2 separate regions of the Homo sapiens genome follow, and region 1 is linked to region 2. A link is an interaction called in ENCODE POLR2A ChIA-PET data of the cell type or tissue named here. Cell type or tissue: PC-3. All regions are shown on one strand. Each heading gives the region's core, and the rest is flanking DNA. Links, peaks and the distances in the headings are about the cores only. Region 1 has its middle 26 kb from the start of TJP1. Region 2 overlaps TJP1 (tight junction protein 1).

What was found. ChIA-PET counts read pairs that join two places held together with the same protein. Peaks named below come from ENCODE experiments on the same cell type or tissue, not always from the same donor. Only the 100,000 strongest peaks of a DNase experiment are listed, where the experiment ranks them.
Region 1: POLR2A ChIA-PET joins it to region 2 with 9 read pairs; 2 of 35 experiments call an interaction of 5 or more read pairs at or near these places.

Annotation. Positions count from the first base shown.
Region 1 is chr15:29,844,805-29,853,114 of GRCh38, forward strand. It overlaps a transcript of TJP1 not described here. Among named protein-coding and RNA genes, the nearest start is that of TJP1, 26 kb to the left of the region's middle. In PC-3, for the core only: no CTCF peak of the experiment used is centred there; DNase peaks (open chromatin) are centred at 4,707, 5,077 and 7,607; H3K4me3 peaks cover 331 bases; H3K27ac peaks cover 3,929 bases.
Region 2 is chr15:29,784,930-29,793,274 of GRCh38, forward strand. The region is part of intron 2 of TJP1 (tight junction protein 1); the gene reads right to left. Among named protein-coding and RNA genes, the nearest start is that of TJP1, 33 kb to the right of the region's middle. In PC-3, for the core only: no CTCF peak of the experiment used is centred there; no DNase peak of the experiment used is centred there.

The DNA.
Region 1 (8,310 bases), core at 311-8,310, 60 kb after region 2:
GAGGTACAAATAATCATCAATTTAAGATGCTATTTGAAGCCATGAGGAGGGGCTAGCTCACAAAGCAGGGTGCAGATACCAAGAAGAGATCCAAGACCAGGCTTTGGGCATGCCAATGGTAAGAGGTTTGGGAGAAGTGGCAATGGTGACTAAGTTTGAGTGGACAGTAAGACAGAGTATGGCATCTTGGAAGCCAACTGCAGAACATGTTTGAAAAAGGAACTGATTGACCGTGACCTGTGTCAAATGCTATTGTTAGGCTAAGAAGATGATAACAGAAAAATGACCAAAATGGATACTCCCAAGCCCTCAAACAAAGTATGCTAAAGCAGTTTTTAATGTTTTAATAAGGTCTTAAGTTTAAGATGAGAATTTGCACAAATATTTATATCCTCTCCTAAATCTCACTAAAATGACCCTAAAAATAAGAAAGGATAAAGACAATATTGGTCAGGCTATGTCTCTTCCTCTCTCTTCCCTAAACTCTAAACAGATGCTGGGATTAATTCAAAGATGGATTTTCCAGCTTAAACTGACTATTCATCCCAGGAAATCCAGAGGAATGGAAGCCCCAGAGATACAAAAGGAAATACGAAACCTCCCAGGACTCCAGCAGGTTTGTGAGGAGATAACAATATAGGTGGAGTGACAAGAAGACACACATAAAAAGTCAAGCAAAATAAAGAAGACAAATGTCAATTTACAAAATAAATTGTACTGGCTGGGCGCAGAGGATCACACCTGTAATCCCAGCACTTTGGGAGGCAGAGGCGGGCAGATCACGAGGGCAAGAGATCGAGACCATCTGGCCAACATGGTGAAACCCCATCTCTACTGAAAAAAAACAAAAATTAGCCGGGCGTGGTGGCAGGCGCCTGTAGCCCCAGCTGTCGGGAGGCTGAGGCAGGAGAATGGCGTGAAACCGGGAGGCGGAGCTTATAGTGAGCTGATATAGCGCCACTGCACTCCAGCCTGGTGACAGGGCGAGACTCCATCTCAATAAATAAATAAAATTAAATTAAAAAGTTGTACTAATAATCTAACATAGTTTTCACTATTCTATTACAAGGCAGCAGAGAGTGCTGGCTCACCAGTGGCCAGGGGGAGGTCAACATTCACATGGATTACCATGAGCTTCTCAATTCCCAGTCTTATCTCCATTCCCTCTCAGCTACACATATGCATGGGCACACAAGGGACTTCTCCATCATCCCAAACTGCCTCCTCCCCCAACTCACTGCACTCACACCTCCTAACCACACACACTTAACTCCTATCTTTGCGTCTTTCTTCTCTTGCCTCCTGACCCCTCCAATGCATTCTCTACACTGCACTCAACTGATCTTTAAGAGACCCATCACCATAACCTCTCCTGCTTATAATCCTGCAAAACTGAAGCCCACATCCTTAATATGGCCTACAGCTCCTGCAGATCAGACCTTCCTCCCAGGCTTGTCCAATGTCTTTCCATTCACTGCGATAGCCCCAGTGAGGGTCCCCCCAGTTCTAGGATGGCACCATGCTCCTTCCCAGCTCAGGCCCTGCACCTATGCTGCGCCTTTCATTGCCTTCTCCACCAGTGCCTGACATGGCACATTAGAAAGCTTTCGGTTAATAACTACTTCTCTATTCACTTGCTGATTTGATATCAGGGAGTTACACACAAGAGAAGGGAGACCTGGATAAAAGGGGGAAATGACAAGCAGAGAGAGCAAAATGATCAGTTTATTCACTCATTCTAGACATATTGAAGAGGTTAGGGAGGTCCAGGTAAATTGGAGCAGTGGAAATCTTAAAGAGCCAGGGGTCAACATATCAGCCCTACAAAAGAAAACAAGGGGCCTGATGCGGTGGCTCACGTCTGTAATCCCAGCACTTTGGGAGGCCGAGGCGGGCGGATCACGAGGTCAGGAGATCGAGACCATCCTGGCTGACATGGTGCAACCCCATCTCTACTAAAAATACAAAAAAGTTAGCCGGGCCTGGTGGCGGGTGCCTGTAGTCCCAGCTACTCAGGAGGCTGCGGCAGGAGAATGGTGTGAACCTGGGAGGTGGAGCTTGCAGTGAGCCGAGATGGTGCCACTGCACTCCAGCCTGGGCAACAAAGCGGGACTCCGTCTCAAAGAAAAAAAAGAAAGAAAGAAAGAAAACAAGGGCTGAGATCAAGGAAAATGGTCTGAATACATATCAATGCCTGATTCAAGTAATGTTTGGAAGAAATCAGTAAATATTTATTGAACACTTACTATATGCAAAGCAACATAGTACAAAACGATACATAGTTTACTTTTGTTTACTTGTTTATTTAATTTTTTTGAGACGGGGTCTTGCTCTGTCACCCAGGCTGGAGTACAGTGGCATGATCACGGCTCACTGCAGCCTCAAACTCCTGGGCTCAAGCAATCTTTTCCTCTCAGCTTCCAGAGTAGCTGGGACCACAGGTGCGCACCACCACACCCAGCTAATTTTTGTATTTTTTTGTAGAGACGAGTTTTGCATGATGCCCAGCCAAGAACCAGCCTTTTGATTTTTTGCTTTTTTCTTTTGTTTTCCTATTTTTAATTCTATTAATTTCTGCTCTTTATTATTCCCTTCTTTTGCTTGCTTTGGCTGATTTTGCTCTCCTTTTTCTAGGTTCTTGAGGTAGTAAATTAGGTTACTGATTTGATGCCACTCTACACTTTTAAAGTAAGCACTTGGGCTGGGCCCAGTGGCTCACGCCTGTAATCCCAGCACTTTGCGAGGCTGAGGTGGGCGGATCACGAGGTCAGGAGATTGAAACCATCCTAGCTAACAAGGTGAAATCTCATCTCTACTAAAAATACAAAAAATTAGCCGGGCGAGGTGGTGCGTGCCTGTAGTCCCAGCTGCTCGGGAGGCTGAGGTAGGAGAATGGTGTGAACCCGGGAGGCGGAGGTTGCAGTGAGCAGAGATCGCGCTACTGCACTCCAGCCTGGGTGACAGAGCTAGACTCTGTCTCAAAAAAATAAAAATAAAAATAACATAAATAAAAAATAGAGTAAGCGGTTAGTGCTATTCATTTCCCTCTGATTCACTGCTATGGCTGCATCCCACATATTTTGAATATGTTTTCAACATATGTTTTTATTTCCAATTATGTGTATTTTTACATTTTCTTTGAGAAAACTTTCTCTTTGACCCATTGATTATTTAGAAGTGTTGTTTTATTTCCACGTTTAAAGCTTTTTCCTGTTGTGTTTCTGTTACTGTTTCCTAGTTTGATTTCATTGTGGCAGAGAACATACTCACATGATTACAGTTATTTTAAATTTCCTGAGGCATGTTTTATGACCCAAGATATGATCAAATATGGTCTTTCTTGGTGAATGTTCCATGAGTGCTTGAAAAAAAAAAAGTTTCTGCTGAGGGTTGGGTTACTGTTCTGCAGATGTTAATCAGATCCTCTTAGATTGTGTTGTTCAGATCTTCTTTCCCCTTGCTGATTTACTATTTAGTATTTCTCAGTTGCTGAGAGGGTGCTGTGATCCTCAACTATAATTGTGGGCTTGTCTAGGTCTCTTTACAGCTTTATCAATTTTTGTTTTGTGCATTTTTGAGGCTATGGTGTTTGGTGCATATGAACATTTATATTTTAAGTATCAGTTATATTAAGCATATCTTAAAATGCTGAAAACTCTATTTCTAGATATTATCTATGTAGACAGCCTGATACATTTTATAGTAGTAACAGAGGAAGTTGACTAGAGACAAATTTAAAAATAAAACTTTCAGTATAGATAATGCAGAAACTATTGGCTGGGCATGGTGGCTCACGCCTGTAATTCCAGCACTTTGGGAAGCCAAGGCGAGCGGATCACAAGGTCAAGAGATTGAGACCATCTGGCCAACATGGTGAAACCCCATCTCTACTAAAAATACAAAAATTAGCTGGGCATGGTGGCATGTGCCTGTAGTCCCAGCTACTTGGGAGGCTGAGGCAGGAGAATCATTTGAACCAGGGAGGCGGAGGTTGCAGTGAGCCGAGATCACACCACTGAACACCAGCCTGGCGACAGAGTGAGACTCCATCTCAAAATAAAAAAAAAAAGAAACTATTATCCCAACATATTATTTTCTGTGGTTTTTTTTAAATATATGGAGAACTGATGGTGCTACGTTTTTATAAAATACTCTTTTTCACATAAGATAAATAGAATATATAATAACTTGCTGACATATCATCAGTAAAGACTTCTAAATGATAATGTAACATCTCTGAAACATATCTTATAAACAAGAGAAAAAAAGAGTAGAACCAAAATGAAACTTTAAATTTAATTACATTAAAATTAATGTTTTGAGTAGGTTTTGTTGAATAACTAGTAGGCTTGACCCTTGGCTAAAAAATAATTTTCTTCACGAAATCTACATACAGCACTTCTACCTTTCTTATATTTGCCACATTTCATTTTGTGTTATAGTTACATGTATGTTTGTTTTAATAGTATTACTACATTGTTTGTACACAGCCACATGTATGGTATGCTGGTTTTAAAACATATATTTACAAAGTCTTAGATACTCAGCAAGTGGAGTTTATTCCACTCACCCCGCACCCCCCACTGTTTTAATGTGGGCTTAGTGACTCACTTCTTTTTAAAAACAAATTTTATTTAAAAAAAAAAAAAAAAGACCAGGCATGGTGACTCATACCTGTAATCCCAACATTTTGGGAGGCTGAGGTGGGATGATCACCTGAGGTCAGCAATTTGATACCAGCCTTACCAATATGACAAAATGCTCTCTACTAAAAATACAAAAAAATTAGCTGGGCATAGTGGCATGTGCCTGTAATCCTAGCTACTCAGGAGGCTGAGGCAGGAGAATTGCTTGAACCCGGGAGTCGGAGGTTCGGAGGTTGCAATGAGCTGAGATCGTGCCACTGTACTCCAGCCTGGGCAACAGAGAGGACTCCGTCTCAAAAAAAAAAAAAAAAGAGACAAGGTCTCATATTGTCCAGGCTGGTCTTGAATTCCTGGGCTTAAGTGATCCACCTACCTCGGTCTTCCAAAGTGCTGGGATTGTAGACGCGAACCACCACGCCTGGCCATTAGTGACTCACTTCTAACAAACAGAATAAGGCAGAAGTGATGGCGTGTCCTGCAGATTTGGTCATGCATGGCCCTGTGGGTTCCTTGTTCTCTCTTGGATCACTCGCTCTGGGGAAAGCCAGATGCTCTGTCATGAGGGCATTCAAGCAGCACCCTGGAGTGGTCTATGTGGGGAAGAACTGAGGCCTCCTGCCAGCAGCCATGTGCTGGAGTTAACCTGAGAGCAGATCCTCTAGCCTTGGATGGACCCTGGATCTAAACCTCACACCTTATACAAAAATTAACTCAAAAACGTATGACACTTAAGTATAGGTGCCTGTAGTTCTGGCTGACGTCTTGACTGCAACTTCACAAGAAGTGCTGAACCAGAACCCCCTCAACTAAGCTGCTTCTAGAGTCCTATTTATTGTGAGGAATATTATTTTAGAGACTTTGTGAAATAATAAATGTTTATTTTTGTTTGTTTTTGTTTGATACGGAGTCTCACTCTGTAGCCCAGGCTGGAGTGTAGTGGCGCAATCTCGGCTCACTGCAAGCTCCGCCTCCCAGGTCCTGGTTTAAGCAATTCTCCTGCCTCAGCCACCCAAGTAGCTGGGATTACAGGCACACGCCACCATGCCCAGCTAATTTTTGTATTTTTAGTAGAGACAGGGTTTCATCATGTTGGCCAGGCTGGTCTTGAACTCCTGACCTCGTGATCCGCCCACCTTGGCCTCCCAAAGTGCTGGGATTACAGGCATGAGCCACCGCGCCCAGCCAAATGTTTATTGTTTTAAGCCACCAACTTTTGTTATATAGCAATAAATAAATAAATAATGAAATAGGCTGGGCACAGTGGCTCACACCTGCAATCCCAGCACTTTGGGAGGCTGAGGTGGGCAGATTGTTTGAGCCCAGGAGGTAGAGACCAGCCCGGGGGGTAACAGAGCAAAACCCTGTCTCTATGAGAAAAAACAAATAAGTAATAAAATAAAATATAGGCTGGGCACAGTGGCTCACGCCTGTAATCCTAGCACTTTGGGAGGCCGAGGTAGGTGAATCACTTGAGGCCAGTAGTTTGAGATCAGCCTGGCCAATATGGTGAAACGCTGTCTCTACTAAAAATACAAAAATTAGCTGGGCATCCTGGCATGTGCCCGTAATTCCAGATACTTGGGAGGCTGAGGCAGGAAAATCACTTGAATCCAGGCGGCAGAGGTTGCAGTGAGCCAAGACTGTGCCACTGCATTCCAGCCTGGGCAACAGAGTGAGACTCTGCCTCAAAAAATACATATAAAATAAAAATTTTAAAAATAAAATAAATTATAGAAAAGACCAGCTCTTTAGGGAAAAAACAATAAAATTGATAAACCTCTAGCAAGACTGACAGAAACAAAAAGCAAGGAAACATAAAAAATATTAAGACTAAAATAAGGGATATCACTACAGACCCTACAGTCGTTATTAGTATAATAACCAAATACTATAGGCAATTTTATACTCTGAAATTTGATAACTCAGAAGAAATGGGCAAATACCTCAAAAACCACAAATAGCCAACACGGATGAAACAGGCAATCTGAATAGCCCTATTACCAATTTAAAAAACCAATATCTAATTTAAAAACTCCCAAAAGATAAGTTTCCAGGGCCAGATGGTTTCACTAGAGAATTCTACCAAACATTTAAAGAAGAACAACGCCAATAAAAATCCTTGCAAGATATTTGTAGATATAGACAAGACTATTCTAAAGCTTATATGGAAAGGAAAAGAAATTAGATTAGCTAAAACAATTTTGAAAAAAATAAAATGGAAGAAATCAGTCTTCTGGATTTCAGGACTTATTATATAGCTATGATTAAGACTATGTAGTATTGGCAAAGGGATACATATAAAGATCAGTGGAACCCAGAAATAATCCTATGCAAATATGCCTGGGAGCCAGGCATGGTGGCATCTGCCTTCTACCTATATCATATATGTCCAACTCTTTTTTCATAAAGGTGCAACAGCAATTCAGTAGAAGGATAGCCTTTTGGATAAATGGTGCTACAGCACCTGGACAATCACAGGCAAAAAAAAATGACCCTGGATCTAAACCTCATGCCTTATATGAAAGTTAACTCAAAATGTATGACACTTAAGTATTATAAAATTATAAAACTTTTAAGGTAAAAAATGAGAAAATCTTTGAGCTCTCAAGCTAGGCAAAAATTTCTTAGACCTGACACTAAAAGGACAGTTCCCAAAAGGAAATATTGATAAACTGGACATCATCAAAATTAAAAATTTTTTGTTCTGCTAAAGAGCTGTGATGAGGATGAAAAGACAAGCTACAGAATGAAAGAAAATATTTGTAAACCACATATCTGACAAAGGACTAGAATATACAATGAAGTCTTAAAATTCAACTGTAAAAAAACAAACAGCCCAAGTAAAAAATGAACAAAAGACAGACATTTCATTGAACAGGATATTCCGATGGCTAATGGACCACAAAAAGACATTCAACATCATTATTCCTCAGAGAAACGCCAATTAAAACCACAATGAGACATCACTGCATACCTGTCAGTGTCATACCTATTTGGTGACAGCACCAAGTGTGGAGAGGATGTGAAAAAATTGGATCACTTGTACATTGCTGGGAATGTGATATAGTACAGCCACTCTGGAAAACAGTTTAGCAGTTTCTTAAAATCCAAAACACGCAATTACCATACCCAGCAATTGCACTCTTAGGCATTTATCCCAGCAAAATAAAAACTTAGGGCCGGGCATGGTGGCTCACGCCTGTAATCCCACACTTTGGGAGGCCGAGGTGGGCGGATCACCTGAGGTTAGGAGTTTGAGACCAGCCTCAAAATGGAGAAACCCCGTCTCTACTAAAAATACAAAATTAGCCAGGCATGTGGTGCATGCCTGTAGTCCCAGCTACTCGGGAGGCTGAGGCAGGAGAATTGCTTGAACCTGGGAGGCGGAGGTTGCAGTGAGCCGAGATCATGCCATTGCATTCCAGCCTGGGCAACCACAGCGAAACTTCATCTCAAAAAAAAAAAACAAAAAAACTTAGGTTCACACAAAAACCTGTACACAAATATTCATAGCAGCTTAATTATAATATCCCCAAACTGGAATCAGCCCAGATGTTCTTCAATAAGTGAATGGTTAAACTGTGGTATTCACCCCATGGAATATTACTCAATAATAAAAAGAACAAACTATTGATACATGCAACAACTTGGATGTATCTCTAGG
Region 2 (8,345 bases), core at 18-8,017:
AATCAAAGTTGACAGAGGTAGATTACTCTGAGGCAATAATATGCTCTCTGTATTAGACTTACTAAGAGACTATCATGGTACCTTCCCAAGGGGTTTTCAAAAGAAATGGAAAATGTGCCATTTTTTTCTCATCTATCTTCAACGTAAAAATTGTATAGTTCTGCCAAGACAGTTGATTTTTAAAAGTATGTTTACATGAGAAAATGTACAGGATAACTTTTAGCTTCTGGGGATGGAAGAAAGAGCATCAAAGACTTGCCGTATTTCAAACTTTTGAAACCTTAAGCAACCATGAGCAGCAATAACTTCTGTGTTTATATGTCTACGCCTGGCTAGACAACTGAATTTATGTTAGAACTTGGAAACAGGGTCCTGGAATTTTTTCAGTTATGTGTCCTGTTTTACTGGACACTAGCCATGCCCATTCCTTTACATATAATTATGACTGCTTTTGCACTGAACAGTTCCAACAGGGACCTTGTGGTGCACAAAGTCAAGCTATTTACAATCTGGCCTTTCACACAAAAGGTCTGCCCACCCACTGGTTAAAGTATTTCTTGGTTCCTTAAAAAAAAATTCCTGAAAGTTGCTCCTGTTTCAGAAATAACTGCTTAATTTATTCTCCAAAGATTCCTCTCTGTTCCTATTGAATATGCCCAATTACCTACTTAAGGATTCCACTTGTTGCCTTTTATTTTATTCTTCCATTTTTCCATATTAGGCTTGTACAATCCGCTAATTATAACTTTCCTCACTAATTCTAGTCTTACTTTTCTCCTCTTATTCTTCCTATTAACCTTTCAATGGAATTTCAATGAACATTCAATGGAACCTGTTCTAGCCATTTGTTTTCACAGTGGCCACTGAGATCACAGAATTTGAAAACCAGATGGAGCCTCAGCAATTGTCTGTTCCAGCTCCCTTCTTACAGCTGAAGTCAGCAGGCCTGGGTCCTGTGTGTCTCTATACTACTTGCCAATCATGACCTTATGGAAGACCTCCACAGATTTGAGTTCCCTCATCTGAATAAGAGAGATTTTAATGTTATCAACTTTAATATACTTTGATTCCATGGGGATCCCAAGAGATTTAAAGGCCTTTTCAAAATTAGTTAGTGGTAAGCCCAAACAGATTAGAAGTCACAAGATCCAAGCACTGCAGATTTTCTACCAACTTGGTAGTTCTCAAAATGCTGTTCAATCTTCTATGACTGTCAGATTGATTCGGTTTTTTAACAGTTATGTCCCTTGGCTAGTCAAATTGTGTGTGTCTTCCTGTTTATTCTTACTCTCATTCTTTTAGTTCTGATACCCAAATCATAGTTTTCATTTCTCATTCCTGTTCCATTTTCTTATTTCCAGCTTCTTACAGAATACCTCCAAGTCCCCTTCTTTAAGACTGTCATTTTCTCTATAAAATTAGCCTCACCACCAATGTTCTAAACAAACATTGGCTCCTCTATTGCCAAATTACCTACCCTTTATTTTATTTACTTTATTGCATGTATAGAGAGACCTTTGTTTAGTTTATGTGAATTACATGAGTTCTTAATTTCAGAAATTATGTTCCATAAACTTTTTGTTTTTTAGAGACAGGGTCTCACTCTGTTGCCCAGAATGGAGTGCAGTGGTGCAATCACAGCTGACTGTAACCTCAAACTCCTGGGTTCAAGTGATCCTATCGCCTCAGCCTCCTGAAGTAACTGGGACTACAGGTGGACACGACCATGCCTGGCTAAATTTTTTGGGGGTGTGTAGAGATAGGGTCTCACTATGTTGCCTCCACTGGTCTTGAACTCCTGGCCTAGAGTGATGCTCCTGCCTTGGCCTCCCAAAGTACTGGAATTACAGGTGTGAGCCACTGTGCCAGCCACATTTAAAAACTGTAAATTAAACGTGACATATAAATGGAAAGAGCACTGTATGCTGAGTCCAAACCTGGGTTCAAGTTCTCGCTCTTAAGGGGCATTTTACTAGACCTTTCTGAGACTTACCTTACTTCACATGGTTAACACCTACTTCACAGACAAATATAATGAAGGGTCTGAAAAACTTATAATGTACTAAGTACAAACAATAGCCTTCTACCAGATAAAGGGAGTGTATCTTAGATTACATGTTTGCTTCAGCTTAAATACTTTATCAGACAGCAGTTTGGAGCTGCTTGACCGATAAAATTCCTTTTATCACTTTACTGATATATAATTCATATATCATAAATTCACTCTTTAAAGTGTATGATTCAATGGTTTTTAGTATGTACACAGTTGTAACCATCACTGGTTACAGATGGTGCCAGGACAGCTGGTTAACCACATGCAAAATAATGAATTTGGACCCCTACCTCACAACATCTACAAAAATTAAGTTTAAAGAACCATAGGTCTAAGTATAAGAGCTTAAACTCTAAACCTCTTTGAAGAAAACACAGGAATAAATCTTCATGACCTGAGTTAGGCAACAGCTTACTGAATATGATGTCAAAAGTATAAGCAACAAAAGAGAAAACACATACATTGGACCCCATCAAAATTTTATAACATTTTCACCACCCTAAAAAGAAACTCCGCATTCTTTAGCCATCATCTCTCAATCCCCTAGCCTCATCAACCACTAATATAACTCTCTATTCACCTATTCTGAATACTTCTTATAAATGGAATCACATAATATATGTTCTTTTATGACTGGCATCTTTCAGTTAGCATAATGTTTTCAAGGTTCATCAATGTTGTGGCATGTATCAGTACTTCATTTCTTTTTATTGCTAAATAATATTCCATTCTATGTATATATCATGTTTATTCATTATTCATCAGCTAATATAGCCAGATCTATTATGAATAATGGTGCCATTAACACTCATGTGTAACTTATTATGTAGACATTTGCTTTCATTTCTCTTGGGTGTATACCTATGAGAGGAATTGCTATGTCCCATAATAATTCTATGAGGAATTCTCAAACTGTTTTCTACAGCAGCTGCACCATTTTACAGTCCTATCAGCAATGTACAAAGGTTTTAATTTCTCCACATCCTTGCCAACCTTTATTGTCTTTCTGAGTACAGCCATCCTAGTGGGTGTGAAGGGGTATTTCACTATACTTTTTGATATACATTTCCTTGAAGGCTAATGATACTGAACATCTTTTCATGCATTTATTGCACATTCATACATCTTCTTTGAGGAAGTATCTATTCAAATCATTTGCTATTTTTCAACTGATTTGTCTTTTTATTGTTCAGTTATAAAAGTTCTTTATATATTCTAGAAACAAATCCCTTATCAGATGTATGATTTGCAAGTATCTTTTCCCATTCTGTGGAATATCTTCTCACTTTCTTGATGGTGTCCTTTGAAGCACAAAAGTTTCTAATTTTGATGGGGTCCAATGTATCTGTTTTCCCTTTTGTTGCTTATACTTTTGACATCATATCCAATAAACCATTGCCTAACCCAGGTCACGAATAATTATCCCTGTGTTTTCTTCAAAGAGGTTTAGAGTTTAAGCTCTTATACTTACACCTATGGTTCATTTAAACTTAATTTTTGTAAATCTTGTGAGGTAGGGGTCCAAATTCATTATTTTGCATGTGGTTAACCAGCTGTCCTGGGTCTGTTAATGACTGTTCTTCCCTCCAGTGCATTGCCTTGGCACCCCATCCCAAGTTTACCTCTTATGCAATCACCTCCCTAGTTTAAACACTCACTGGCTCACCCTTAAAATTACCTGACTAGTTTCCTTGCTTTCTATACTCATCTTTTAATACTTTAGTATACAAATATTTAATCTTTTACATAATTCTATTTTAGAAAATGAAAAAGCAGAGTAACGACGAGCAACTCATTCCTGAGGAATTCACTTCATTTCCCAAAGAATTAGAAAAATGTATGCATTTTCTAAGGGCGAGTATCTGAAAACTAAAAAGGTGTGGGTGTGTTACAGCAGCAGGAGAGGTGAACACATGTGGTTACCATCTGAAGCTACACACCTACACTAATACGATAAGCATCAGACTTGTGACTATTAAGCACTTCAAAAATGGCTAGTGTTACCTGAAAGGTGCTGACATTGAAAAGTGAACAATTTTGTAAGATCAACTCATCAATTTTTAAACTTATCACATGTTGAAATATATTTTGTGCATACTAAATAAGACCTATTATAAAGTTAGTTTCACCTGTTTTTCTTTTTTTTTACAGTTTTTAATAAGAAGACTAAAAAATTTAAATTTACATATGTGGTTTATATTATACTGCTACTGGGCGGTGCTGTTGTAGACCTCCCAAGAGTGACTTTATTCGACATGGTTAGTGTCCTAGGGAATTAAGTTTTTTGGGGCAGAACTAGGTACCAAGCACTAAGGAGATAGAAAACGGACTTAAGATTTCCAACCCTTGTGAAAGTTATAATGTAGTAGGAGATGGGGTAAACAACTATCTGATGTACATATTCAACTGTCACTGAGGACCAGTAGAGAGATCAGAATCCATGAGGAGGCAAATTCTGCCTGTTTTTTTCTGATATAATTCCAGGGCCCACAAGAGTACAACAGTGCTTGGCATACAGTAGAACACTAAAAAATTACTTAGTCTTTAAGAATGAATAGGGTTTCAATGGTTTCTAGAAATATAAGATGAAGAAAATATCTTCTGGAAATACAAATGAAAGAATGAAGCATATATTATTCTAGACAGTAAATAGCAGAAAATGTTAGGTTCTCATCAATTAAATGGCTTTTTTATAACATTACCTCCAACTTTCATAAAATTGACTGTCAGATGTCAAAGAATATGGATTTGTCTTTATTTGGCAATACAGAGTATCTATACTCCAGGTTATTGCCAAAAGAATACAGTTTCAAATTATCCCCTTCACTTACTACCACTGCCAAAAGCCCACTTGCTCACCTCAGAGAGAACAAGCTTTCTGATTCCTCTGTGTTTCTTAAAAGTGGGATGCCAGAGGCCATAGCCCTCCATTTCAAACTGAAGCCTATTTAAAATACGTGTTAGGGATCCCAGCCCAGACAAACTGAGTAAGAATCTCTGATGGGCAGGGACTGTGCAGTTGATCCCTCTTTACAATAAAACCTGGAGAGCCACTGCTCTAATCAGCAGTCAGCACACTATGGCCCACAGTTGGAATACAGCCACATTCGTTTGCCTGTTGTCTATGGTTGCTTCTACAATACGGCTGCAGGGTTGAGTAGTTTTGACAGAGATTTATGGTCTGCAAAGCCTAAAATACTTATTTACTATCTGGCTCTTTATATAAATACTTTGCTGATCCTGCTCTAGATAGTCTAAATTTTATTCGGCATCATCTTAGAACACCAAACAACTAAGACAGTTGAAAGTACCATTCTGTAGCCTCAGAGAATGAAGTCAATTAAGTTATGCTTTGGCATAACTCAGCTCCCACTGGCAAGACTTTTTCATTGTCCAAAGATTTTAAAAATGTTTTTATTTTTAATTATTATAGTAAACAGTAGTTGTATATATTTATGGGATCCACATCATACATTTTGATACAAGTATAATGTGTAACGATTAAATCAGGGTAACTGGGATATTCATAACCTCAAGTATTTATCATTTCTTTGCTGTTACGAACATTTCAATTCCACTCTTCTAGTTACTGTGAAATACACAATAAATTAACGATAGTTGCCCTATTGTGCTACTAAACACTGTATCTTACTCCTTCTAACCATATTTTTGCACCCATTAACCAAGTCTTCCATCCCTACTTCCCTACCACCCTTCCCGGTCTCTGGTAACCATCATTCTACTCTCTGTCTCCGTGAGTTCATTTTTCTTTTTTTTTTTTTTTTTAGTTCCCACGAGTGAGAAAATGTGGTATTCGTCTTTCTGTGCCTGGCTTATTTCATTTAACGTAATGTCCTCCAGTCTCATTTATGTTGTTGCAAATGACAGGATTTCATTATTTTTTATGGTTGACTAATATTCCATGGAACATATTTACATTTTCTTTATCCCTTCATCAACTGATGTACACTTATGTTGATACTATAACTTGGCTATCACGAATAATGCTGCAATAAACATGGGAGTGCAGTTATCCCTTTGATATACTCGTTTCCTTTTTTTTTGGACGGAGTCTCACTCTGTCACCAGGCTGGAGTGCAATGGCGCGATTTCGGCTCACTGCAATCTCTGCCTCCCGGGTTGAAGCAATTCCCCTGCCTCAGCCTCCTGAGTATCTGGGACTACAGGTGCACACCACCACATTTGGCTAATTTTTTGTATTTTAGTAGAGACGGGATTTCTCCATTTTGGTCAGGCTGATCTTGAATTCCTGACCTCAGGTGATCCGCTCACCTTGCCCTCCCAAAGTGCTGGGATTACAGGCATGAGCCACCGCACCCAGGCCTTTCTTTGGGATATATACTCAGCAGTGGAAATGCTGGATCATATGGTTGCTCTATTTTCAGTTTTTGAGGAGCCTCCATAATATTCTTTTTTTTTTTTTTTTTTTTTTTTTGAGACAGAGTCTGGCACTGTTGCCCAGGTTGGAGTGCAGTGCAGCAATCTAGGCTCACTCCAAGCTCCACCTCCCAGGTTCACGCCATTCTCCTGCCTCAGCCTCGCGAGTAGCTGGGACTACAGGCGCCCACCACCACGCTCGGCTGGTTTCACCGTGTTAGCCAGGATGGTCTCGATGTCCTGACTTCATGACCCACCCACCTCGGCCTCCCAAAGTGCTGGGATTACAGGCGTGAGCCACCATGCCCGGCCTCCATGCTATTCTTCATAGTGACTGTACTGGTTTACATTCCTATCAACAACGTATAAGAGTTCTCTTTTTTCTGCCTGCTCACTAGCATTTGTTATTGCCTGTCTTTTTGATAAAAGCCATTTTAACTGGGATGAAATATTTCATTATACTTTCGATTAGTATTTATCTGATTAGTGATGTTGACCATTTTTTCATATACCTGTTGACCATTTACCCATATGTCTTCCTGAGAAACATCTATTCAGCTCTTGTGCTTCAGATCTTTTGCCCATTTTTAAATTGGATTTCTTTTTCCTATCGAGTTGTTTCAGCTCCTTACATATTCTGGTTATTATCTCATCAGTTGGGTAGTCTGCAAATATTTTCTTCATTCTGTGGGTTGTTTCTTCATTTTGTTGACTGTTTGTTGTGCAGCAGCTTTGAGCTTGATGTGATCCCACTGTCCATTTTGTTGTGGTTGCCTGTTCTTTGGAGGTCACACTCAAGAAACCTTAGCCCATACCAATGACCTTTAGTGTTTCCCAATGTTTTCTTCTAGTAGTCTCATAACTTCAGGTGCTTAATCCATTTTGATTTGTTTTAGTATACGGCAAGAAATAGGGGTCCAGTTTCATTCTTCTGCATGTGGATGTCCAGTCTTCCCAGCACCATTTATTGCAGACTGTCCTTTCCCCAATGTTCTTAGTGGCTTTGTTGAAAATGAGTTGGAGGTAAATGTGTGGATTTTTTTCTGGGCTCTCTATTCTGTTCCACTGGTCTGTGTCTGTTTTTATGCCAGCACCATGCTATAGCTCTGGAGTATAATTTGAAGTCACATAATGTATGTAATGTGATTCCTTCAGTTTTGTTCTTTTTGCCCAGGATTGCTTTGCCTACTCTGGGTCTTTGTGGTTCCACAAAAATTTTAGGATTGTTTTTCCAACCCTAAAACATAATTCTGTGAAGAATGTCATTGGTGTTTTGACAAGGGTTGCAATGAATCTGTAAATTCCTTTGGGTAGTGTGGACATTTTAACAACACTGATTCCAACAATACTGAATCCATGACCATGGAGTATCTTTCCACTTTTTGGTGCCGTCTTCAATATCTTTCATCAGTGTTTTATAGTTTTCATTGTAGAAATCTTTCACTTCTTTGGTTAAGTTTATTCCTAGGTATTTTATTTTATTTTATTTGTAGCTATTGGAAATAAGATTATTTTCTTGGTTTATTTTCTAGATTGTTTGCTCTTGGCATACAGAAATGCTGCTGATTTTTATATGCTGACTTTGCATCCTGCAATTTTACTAAACCTCAGTTCTAACAGTTTTCTGGTAGAGTCCTTAGGTTTTTCTAAATTTAAGATACTATTGTCTGCAAACAAGGGTAATCTAAATTTTTCCTTCCAATTTGGATGCCTTTTCTTTTCTTCTCCTGTTTAATTGCTCTGGCTAGGACTTCCAGTACCACGTTGAAGAAAGGTGGTGAAAGTGGGCTTCCTTGCCTTCTTCCAGATCTTACAGGAAAGGCTTTTAGATTCCCCCCTCATGATACTAGCTGTGGGTTTATCTGTCTGTGGCTTTTATTGTGTTGAGGCATGT